2 separate regions of the Homo sapiens genome follow, and region 2 is linked to region 1. A link is a loop called in an ENCODE intact Hi-C map of the cell type or tissue named here. Cell type or tissue: endothelial cell of umbilical vein. All regions are shown on one strand. Each heading gives the region's core, and the rest is flanking DNA. Links, peaks and the distances in the headings are about the cores only. Region 1 overlaps FGD4 (FYVE, RhoGEF and PH domain containing 4). Region 2 overlaps FGD4 (FYVE, RhoGEF and PH domain containing 4).

The links. Hi-C counts contacts between places; a loop is a spot of excess contacts. Peaks named below come from ENCODE experiments on the same cell type or tissue, not always from the same donor. Only the 100,000 strongest peaks of a DNase experiment are listed, where the experiment ranks them.
Region 2: a loop joins it to region 1, with 2.8 times the contacts of the local background. A loop is called at or near these places in 4 of 110 quality-filtered maps.

What each region holds. Positions count from the first base shown.
Region 1 is chr12:32,531,670-32,536,065 of GRCh38, reverse strand. All of the region lies in intron 1 of FGD4 (FYVE, RhoGEF and PH domain containing 4), which reads right to left. Among named protein-coding and RNA genes, the nearest start is that of FGD4, 130 kb to the right of the region's middle. In endothelial cell of umbilical vein, for the core only: no CTCF peak of the experiment used is centred there; DNase peaks (open chromatin) are centred at 635 and 1,865; H3K4me3 peaks cover 1,589 bases; H3K27ac peaks cover 2,859 bases.
Region 2 is chr12:32,584,369-32,588,764 of GRCh38, reverse strand. The region is part of intron 4 of FGD4 (FYVE, RhoGEF and PH domain containing 4); the gene reads right to left. Among named protein-coding and RNA genes, the nearest start is that of DNM1L, 93 kb to the left of the region's middle. In endothelial cell of umbilical vein, for the core only: no CTCF peak of the experiment used is centred there; a DNase peak (open chromatin) is centred at 2,224; H3K27ac peaks cover 1,507 bases.

The DNA of each region.
Region 1 (4,396 bases), core at 273-4,272:
TGCACTAAATATGCATATTTACAATTTTTCTTAGATGATTTAACAAAATTATCCAGTAGTGTAGGCAGGAAGTGCTATATTACTGTCTTCTCAGTTTAAAAACCTAAAAAGGAACTTATAAAGTCCATATTGTTGTAGTGGCCACTCTCTAAAGGGTGCTGTCCATTAAAGCAGAAAACAAGAGCCAACAAGTTCTCTATGTTTATCAACATTCACCTCTCAAGCTTCATCTTCCTGTTCTAGAAATATTTTCCTCTCTAATTAAGAGCTGCCTTCCAGGAGGGAATACTGTCTCTCCAATCATCTCTAACTGTTTGAAGATAAATGAGAATGGACAGAAGCTATTTCAGGAAAAAGAGAACCTAAAACTTCACTGCTTGGGGTGAGAAAACACTTCCCTTTTGCTGCATTTCTTTTTTTTTTTTTAATTTCATATTTAGAGTATGATGGTAAATTTTGGAGAGATCACAAGACCTCCAAACTTTATGCAAGAGTGGTGGAACGCCTGCAAAAGAATTCAGGCTTCTGCCTGAGTGATGGAGGGAGCAGGGGCAGGCATGGACTGGGCTGCTTAACCCTCCCGCAGCTACTAGAACCTGGGAACGGAGCCAGCTGTGCAGCTGCAGGAGTGGCGCCTCAGCTCTCCTGAGGCAGTGCTGTCACCAACCCCAACCTTGGGCTTCCACACTCAGCGTATGCCCCTGACACTTAAGGAAGGAAAGAGCCACACCACCATCAGAAAGAATACTGGTAACTGTGAAGGCTGCCGGTTCTAAGTTGTAGTTTATCTTGTTCAGCAGTGTGGACATTTTTCAGTGAGGCTTATATCCAGTCAAAAACGAATGGGAAAATAAACAAAATGAACCCATTTCAGTGATTAAAAATATTTTTAGCAGACATTTCCCGTCACATGATTACATTTCTATCACACAGTTGAATTACATTTCTATTTCAAAGACTCAATTTCTCATTAATATGCTCTCTACAACACTCAAAGAGACCACAGTGGCTTAATACTACTACCACTAACAATTTTTAAAAAACAAACTCATGCCTATCTCTACAATGTTGTCTTTTACAGAAAAACAAATAATACTTACTCCCCTGAACTTCACCAAAACAAGACTGGGATGGTGGGAATTTTTGTTTGTTTTAACAGAACAATGCTCCGTGCAGTAGCACTAGAAAAATGATTAGTGGTAAATATTTCTTAACATTTGTTCACACCAGAAATGGGAGGAAAAAGAGAAAACTGTTCCTTTCTTTCTCTATATTTCTCCCCTCAATGACCAAATTTCCAAACTTTACTTATGATAATAAAAATAAGCCAGAGAAACTTAACTATCAAACTCATTTGTATCTGGTTAGCCCAGAAGAAGCCTCCTGGAGAGCCAAAACCCATCAATAGCACATATTTTAATCTTGAACTTGAAAACCAATGTGAGCTTTATTAACTTTAAAAGAAAACCAAACTCTGCCACTTTTACATCCCTCGGCATGCAGTGTTATAAAGTGACCCACGCTGGGGAAGAAAAAAATATATCTACTAGAAAATGAAACCACTTACCTTGATCAGTGGACATGATTTCACATATACTGATAATTAATCTACTCTGGTTTAATAAAAAGATATTTGGCTTTACTCTTTTAAAGTTCATGTGATAAAATCTCACTCCTGGCTGTAAAGCTTCAGGGAGGCTGAAGATTACACAGGATCTGCCAGGAGCTCAGACCAATGCACTATGACTTCAGTGCATTCTTCGAACTTACTGCCCAAGGACGACCTTATGCAAAACATGCCACACCTCCCCAGAGGACGGACTGCTGCAGTACATTGCATGAGAGGGAGTGTATGAGCACAGAGAGACTTCTATTTATCAAAGTAAAGTAAACAACTGAGGCACATGGAACCTTTAAAAGCATTCAAAGTACAGCTGGGAATAGGGCGATTTCTAAATGGACTAATGCCTTAACTATTAGTAATGCTCTAAAAAAGCTAATGGGAAAACAGTTTGTTTCTATTTTAACAGGGCTCCTGCCCTGGACCAAAGATGTTGGTTACAGATTCATGATTCACAAGCTTAAGATGTTAAAATCTCATTTTGAATGACCTCAAATATCCCATTTATGTTTTCCTTTCCAGCATAGCTCATTGATTTCAGTGACTAAATAATACAGAATTAATAAATACTACATACAAATTTCCTAAGGAAAACAAGTCGTATATGTTATTTCAAAACATAGTTTAACTGGTAAAATATTTATTACTCATTTTTATCTGTCTTTATAAGTACATTAGTAATTTCTCATGGCCTTGAAAAATCAGAAAATGTCAGATTAAAGCCAGGCGCGGCGGCTAACGCCTGTAATCTCAGCACTTTGGCACGCCGAGGTGGGTGGATCACCTGAGGTCAGGAGTTCGAAACCAGCCTGGCCAACATGGTGAAATCCATCTCTACTAAAAATACAACAATTAGCCGGGTGTGGTGGCATGCACCTGTAATCCCAGCTACTCAGGAGGCTGAGGCAGGAGAATCGCTTGAACCCAGGAGGCAGAGGTTGCAGTGAGCTGAGATTGCGCCGCTGCACTCCAGCCTCGGTGACAGAGTGAGACTCCATCTCAAAAACAAACAAACAAACAAAAGAAAATGTCAGATTAAAATATTTATAAAATCATAATGAGTTAACAGGTTACAGACATTCTCCCTCACTGGGGAAAATAACCTCTCCAACCCCCTCCTCTTTGTGTCCAGACACAGTAGTTCCCTCTCTCTAGTGTGCACTTGAATCACCTACTGGGTTATCAAGACATACATCACTGAGTGCCCTATCAAAGTCAGATTCAGTGCATGGTGGGGCCACATAATTTGCATTTCTAACAAGCTCCCAGGTGACAGTGACACTGCTGACCTGGGCCTTCACTCCAGGAATCACACTTTGAGAACCACTGGGGCAGTGAATTGCTGGGTTAGGGAGGATTAAAGGACTTGCTAAATTGCACACCTGCTAGGAGCTGATGGATGTCAGGCAGGAGCCAATACAGTGCTGAGGATGAGGTGTGAGGGGTTTGTTCTCCCACTTCAACACAAGCTCCCCATCAGGACACAAAGGTTGTCAATCATTCTAATGAAAGTGGTACTTTTTTAATAACAGAAATGTGTATATAAGGCATAAATAAATAAGCTTTACAATTAATCTGATACAGAATAGGGTAATAGTACATGGAGAAAAAAGTCAAAGAGAAGAAACCTGAATTGTTTTTAACTCCTTTGCAAACTCCACCCATATGTGTTAAAATTTCACTGTGGCAGAGAATCTGTTTAGGTTTGGTTCCAAGACCACTTAGCCTTAGCAAATTTCAGTAATGTAAAAACCAGAATACTTCCCTGTCACAAAAATGCCCCAACGTCTGTCTGTACTTCCTGAGCTTTGATAGCAATGTTTAAATTGTAATCTCAGGTTTGGTATTAAAACAAACACTTTAAAAAAAAAAAAAGCTAACATGTGCTCTCTGCCCATTGCTATGTTAAGCATTTTCCATGTAGAATTTCATAAAGTCCTTATTGCAGGGTAATAATTTATCACCATCTTACAGAAGAATATCACTCTGTAAGGTAGTGTTAATTTATCACCATTTTGCAGAAGAGAAAACTAAGTTTAGGAGGTCAAAAATCTTGATCACTCATGCTAGTACAGTGATAACCATTAAGATATTAAATTCACTGTTGTACAACAAATTAAGATATAATGGTATAGCAGTCACCCTTTACCTGTGATCAACTTCAGTCTGAAAATATTACATATAATATTTTGAGAGAGATACCACATTCACATAATCTTTATTACAGTATATTGTTATAATTGTTCTATTTTATTGCTATTGCTGTTAATCTCTTACTGTGACTAATTTATAAATTAAACTTTATCATAGCTATGGATGTAAAGGAGAAAACATAGTATATATACTGTTCAGTACTATATGCAGTTTCAGGCATCCACTAGGGTCTTGAAATACATCCCCTGTGGATAAAGGGACACTACTGTATTCACTTTTAATCTTTATAGATGAAAGCCAAAAATCAAAACATGGTTTGCAGGAGAAAGTGATAACTAAAATAAAATATAACAATTATGATTGACTCTCAATTGCCCACAAGTGGACAATCTGTAATAATCTGCAGCATCTACCACAAACTTAACACTAAATTCTAGGCTACCCAATAGGAGCAATAGCAGTTTCTCATCAGGTGGGAATGCACTTATCCTATGAGCCAGCAATCCTAACTCTTAGGTACTTAACCTAAGTAAAAGGAGGATTTACATTGACAAAAAATGTTTACAGAGCCTTTATTCATAATCATCCAAAACTAGAAATACCCACTTGTTCTTCAAGTAG
Region 2 (4,396 bases), core at 180-4,179, 53 kb before region 1:
CTGACTTGCTGATCCTGGCTAATTCCCACTCCAAGTTTGCTTTTTCTCTTTCTTGAATTCCAGGCCACTCAGCAATGCTGGGAAGACTTCTGATTGGCTCTATAGTCTTTGCCCGATGCTCTCAGAATCATGGTCACTGTTGCCACAACAGCACCTTCTCCAAGCTCCAAGTCTTGCACCTGGAGGACTTCTTGCTGGTCTTGGCAGAGGACTGCCCAAATCGACACTTCAATCACCAAGCCTGCAAGCTACCTCCGTGCTGTGGTCCCTCAGTCCGTCCTAGATTCTCCATGACTTCTCCGTTTCTGCTAACAACAGTGAATTCACACTAATAGCCATGATGTAAACCTTAGCTTTATCAGTGAGGCCTTTTCCCTTTACTTCAGGATATCTTGAGTAATGGTCATTTGTTGTCTTAACTCTCCATCTCAACTGTAAGTTTCTTCTTTGTATTTACTGCGGTGCCTTGCCCATAGCCTATGTGCAATATACATTTGCTCAACTTTGTTCAATTACTCAAGTTCACCAAGTTATATACTAGTATACAGCTAGTTAGCTATCAAGGCCTACTAAAGGCTAGGTCTCCAAGTTAACTCCTAGTTCCATATTCTAAATGCTGACCATGCTTTTTTCCTTAAAGCTTTCCAATATGCCTGCACCCCTACCCCATTCCCCTCCATCCCTGTGGTTCCAAAACACTGTTCTCTCTTCTTTCTCCTCTTGGACAATTTATTAAACATCCTTTTCTATTGTTTGTGCTTCATGGCTCAACTCTTGGCCCATTTCCTGTTCCTACACATTCTGCTTTGGCAATGTTAATCACACCCTCATGCACCATCCTCTTAACATTCTTACCCTCTTTCCTGGGCTCTGGATCCACAGTTCCACTTGCTTAATTAATATCTCCAAATGGATGTTTTGCAGGAACCATAAACTTAGTATAAGAGTACAAAACTAACCTAATTAGCAACTCTACTTCCTTCTCTCAAACCCACACCATTACTTTCCTTCCTGTCATCTCAATGATTTCAACATGTCAGGAAGCCATGGCCTGGAGAGTTTGTTAAAGTGATGTGTCTGGCCAGGCACAGTGGCTCACACCTGTCAGCACTTTGGGAGGCTGAGGCGGGTGGATCACTTGAGCTCAGGAGTTCAAGACCAGCCTGGGCAACATGGTGAAAACCTATCTCTACAAAAAATACAAAAATTAGCCAGGCGTGATGGTGCATGCCTGTAGTCCCAGGTACTCAGGAGGCTGAGGCAGGAGAATTGCTTGAACCTAGGACGTGGAGGTTGTAGTGAGCCGAGATAGCGTCACCGCACTCCAGCCTGGCAGCCTGGGCAACAGACCGAGACCCTGTCTCAAAATAAATAAATAAATAAATAAATACAGAATAAAAAATAAGCAATAGCCATTAAAATTTTTTAATTACAAAAAAAGTGATGTGTCAGTGGTCACCTAGCTAGTAAGTGACGGGGCTGGGATTTGAACTCAGGTATTTTCATTCCAAAGCCTTCATGCCTAAACCAATAAATCGTAATGCTTCCAGAATTTTTTTTTTTTTTTTTTTTTTTTTGAGAGAGTCTCACCCTGTCATCCAGGCTGGAGTGCAATGGTGCGACCTAGGCTCACTGCAACCTCCACATCCAGAATTCAAGCAATTCGCCTGCCTCAGCCTGCTAGTAGCTGGGACTACAGGTGCTTGCTACTGCGCCCAGCTAATTTTTGTATTTTTAGTAGAGATGGGGTTTCACCATACTGGCCAGGCTGGTCTCGAACTCCTGACCTCAGGTGATCCCCCTACCTTGGCCTCCCAAAGTGCTGGGATTACAGGGGTGAGCCACTGCACCCAGCCCAGAATATTCTATTTTTGTAAGACATCTACACCTGGACTTCCAAGAAGCCCCTCAATTCAGTATTGCAAAATGTAATTTATTTTTTGCCCACAAAATAGGTTCTGCCTTCCATTCTCTTGTAGTTCATGTGCCATCTGCCAATTCATCCAGCCTAGGAGTTGAACCTGACTTAACCCCCACATCTAGCCACAAGGTCCTCAGAATCTTCCTTGTCTCTCACCCTCTGCTTCATCCAGGCCCCCTTCATCTCACACCTGGACTAGTACAGTTGCTTCCTAACCACGTGCCCTGCTCCATCTGTTTTCCCTTTCATCTGACTCATTTTTCAAAAACCCACACATGTGTCATCATGTCACTTCCATGCTTTAATTGTTTCTGAGGCCAGATAATATTAGGCTTATGGAAAGTTTGAATTCATATGGGGGAAATACCTATGTATAACCCAACAAAACAGGATACAGAGTGACCATACATTATGCGATCAAGTATGTTTTTTCAAACAGCTCAGAAAAACAAGCTAGAATATCAAATATCTAAGCAATTCTCACTGGTAGAATTATGGGTGTGGTTTTTGTGTGTATTTTCTGTGCTTTGCCAATTTTCTTCTTTTTCAATGAAAATTGTAAACTTTTAGCAACTTAAAAGGTTTTAAAAACCTTTTAAGATTTTTAAACTTTTTAAACTTCCAAACTTTTAAAAGTCTCTAATGTTTTCAGGAAAAAAATATGTATATTCTTAACAGGCATTCAAAAGCCCATTGCAGTCTGTTCTTAGCTTACTCTTCTAAATCTAGCCTTGTACCTCTGTATTAATTTCTCTAGCCATTCTGACCTCTGATTATGCAGTCAGAAATATTCCTCCAAATGCAGCATCTACAATCTTGCCTCTACTCATTGCTCACACTTTCACTCACCCCCATCCCAGCGTATCTTTGATCTCACCCAGCAATCTCCCATCCTTGCTTCAAGGCTACTTCAACTGCTTCTCAGCAGCCTGGCCCTCAACTAGTACTCCTGGGGCACAACTGCTCCTTCATCTGCATTTCCCTTTTTTTTTTTTTTTTTTTTTTTTTTGAGACAAGGTCTCAGCTCTGTGGCCCAGGTGAGAGTGAAGTAGCAGGATCATAGCTCACTGCTGCCTCGACCTTCTGGGTTCAAGCAATCCTCCCACCTAAGCCTCCCGAGTAGCTGGGACTACAGGCAAGTGCCACCGCACCCAGCGAACTTTTAAATTTTTTGTAGAGATGGGGTTTTGCCCGTTGCCCAGGTTGGTCTCAAACTCCTGGACTCGAGAGATCCTCTGCCGTAGCCTCCCAAAGTGCTGGGATAGCAAGTGTGAGCCACTGCACCTGGCCCAGTCATCTGTATTTCCAAAGCACTTACTGTATCATATTATGTCAATTTGTGTATGTCTCTCACCCCTCAGCAGACTGAGGCTTTGTTGATAGGGCTTGTCTAGTCCATTTCTATGTTGCTGGTGCCCAGGAGAGTGAGACTGGCACACTGAATTTTTTAATTGAACAGTTCAATTTTTTTCACATTTTTCTTTCTTATATTATGAACCTAGTAAACTGAGTAGCCACAAAAAAGAATTTTCTGAGTTCACCGTTCAGTTCTAAGTGAATAAAGAAAAGTTGCCTTTAAGATATACATATATATATATATATATATATATATATATATATAAAATTTTTGAGACAGGGTCTCACTCTGTCACCTAGCCTGGAGCGCTGTGGTGGGATCTCAGCTCACTGCAACCTCTGCCTCCCAGGCTCAAGCGATCTTCCCACCTCAGCCTCCTGAGTAGCTGGTGGTGCATGACACCACACCAGCTAATTTTTTGTATTTTTAGTAGAGATGGGGTTTTGCCACGTTGCTCAGGTTGGTCTCCAACTCCTGGACTCAAGCAATCCACCCACCTCGGCCTTCCAAAGTGCTGGGATTACACAGGTGTGAGCCACCGCACCCGGCTGCTCTCCTTTCTTTCATTCCCTATCCCTTCATTTTCCCACTCCTATGGGCATTTGGGAAATGCCCATCAAATCTAACACAGCTTAAATGAAACACATTTAAGACTATTCTGAAGTAAGTATCTATTTCCACTTCCAGGAAGATTAAAGTTTTTCAGTTGTCTGCATATTGAAATTAAAAATATTCCATTATATCTTAGAAGTTCAACACATTGGACAGCTTAAGCAGCAGCTGATAATCTGGTGTGCTATGCTAACAAGGGAATATACCTATATCACAGCATAACAGAATTAATATATAATCACTGAAATGGGCCTTAAGATTTTTCTTTTTTTTTGGGAGGGGGGGGTTACAACATGAAGATAGGGCCTTAAGATTATATACAGTTTAGATGCTTTCACTAAACACACAAAGAATTATTGACTTGTTCAAGCTCATACTGCTAGTTAATAGACAAGCCAGAAGTAGAATTGAGATTTCTTTGTTCTAATTGTGTGGTCCACTATATTACCATTGACATTTTTATTAATTTCTTTTTCTTAATTGTGGTAAAATATACCTAATAAGAT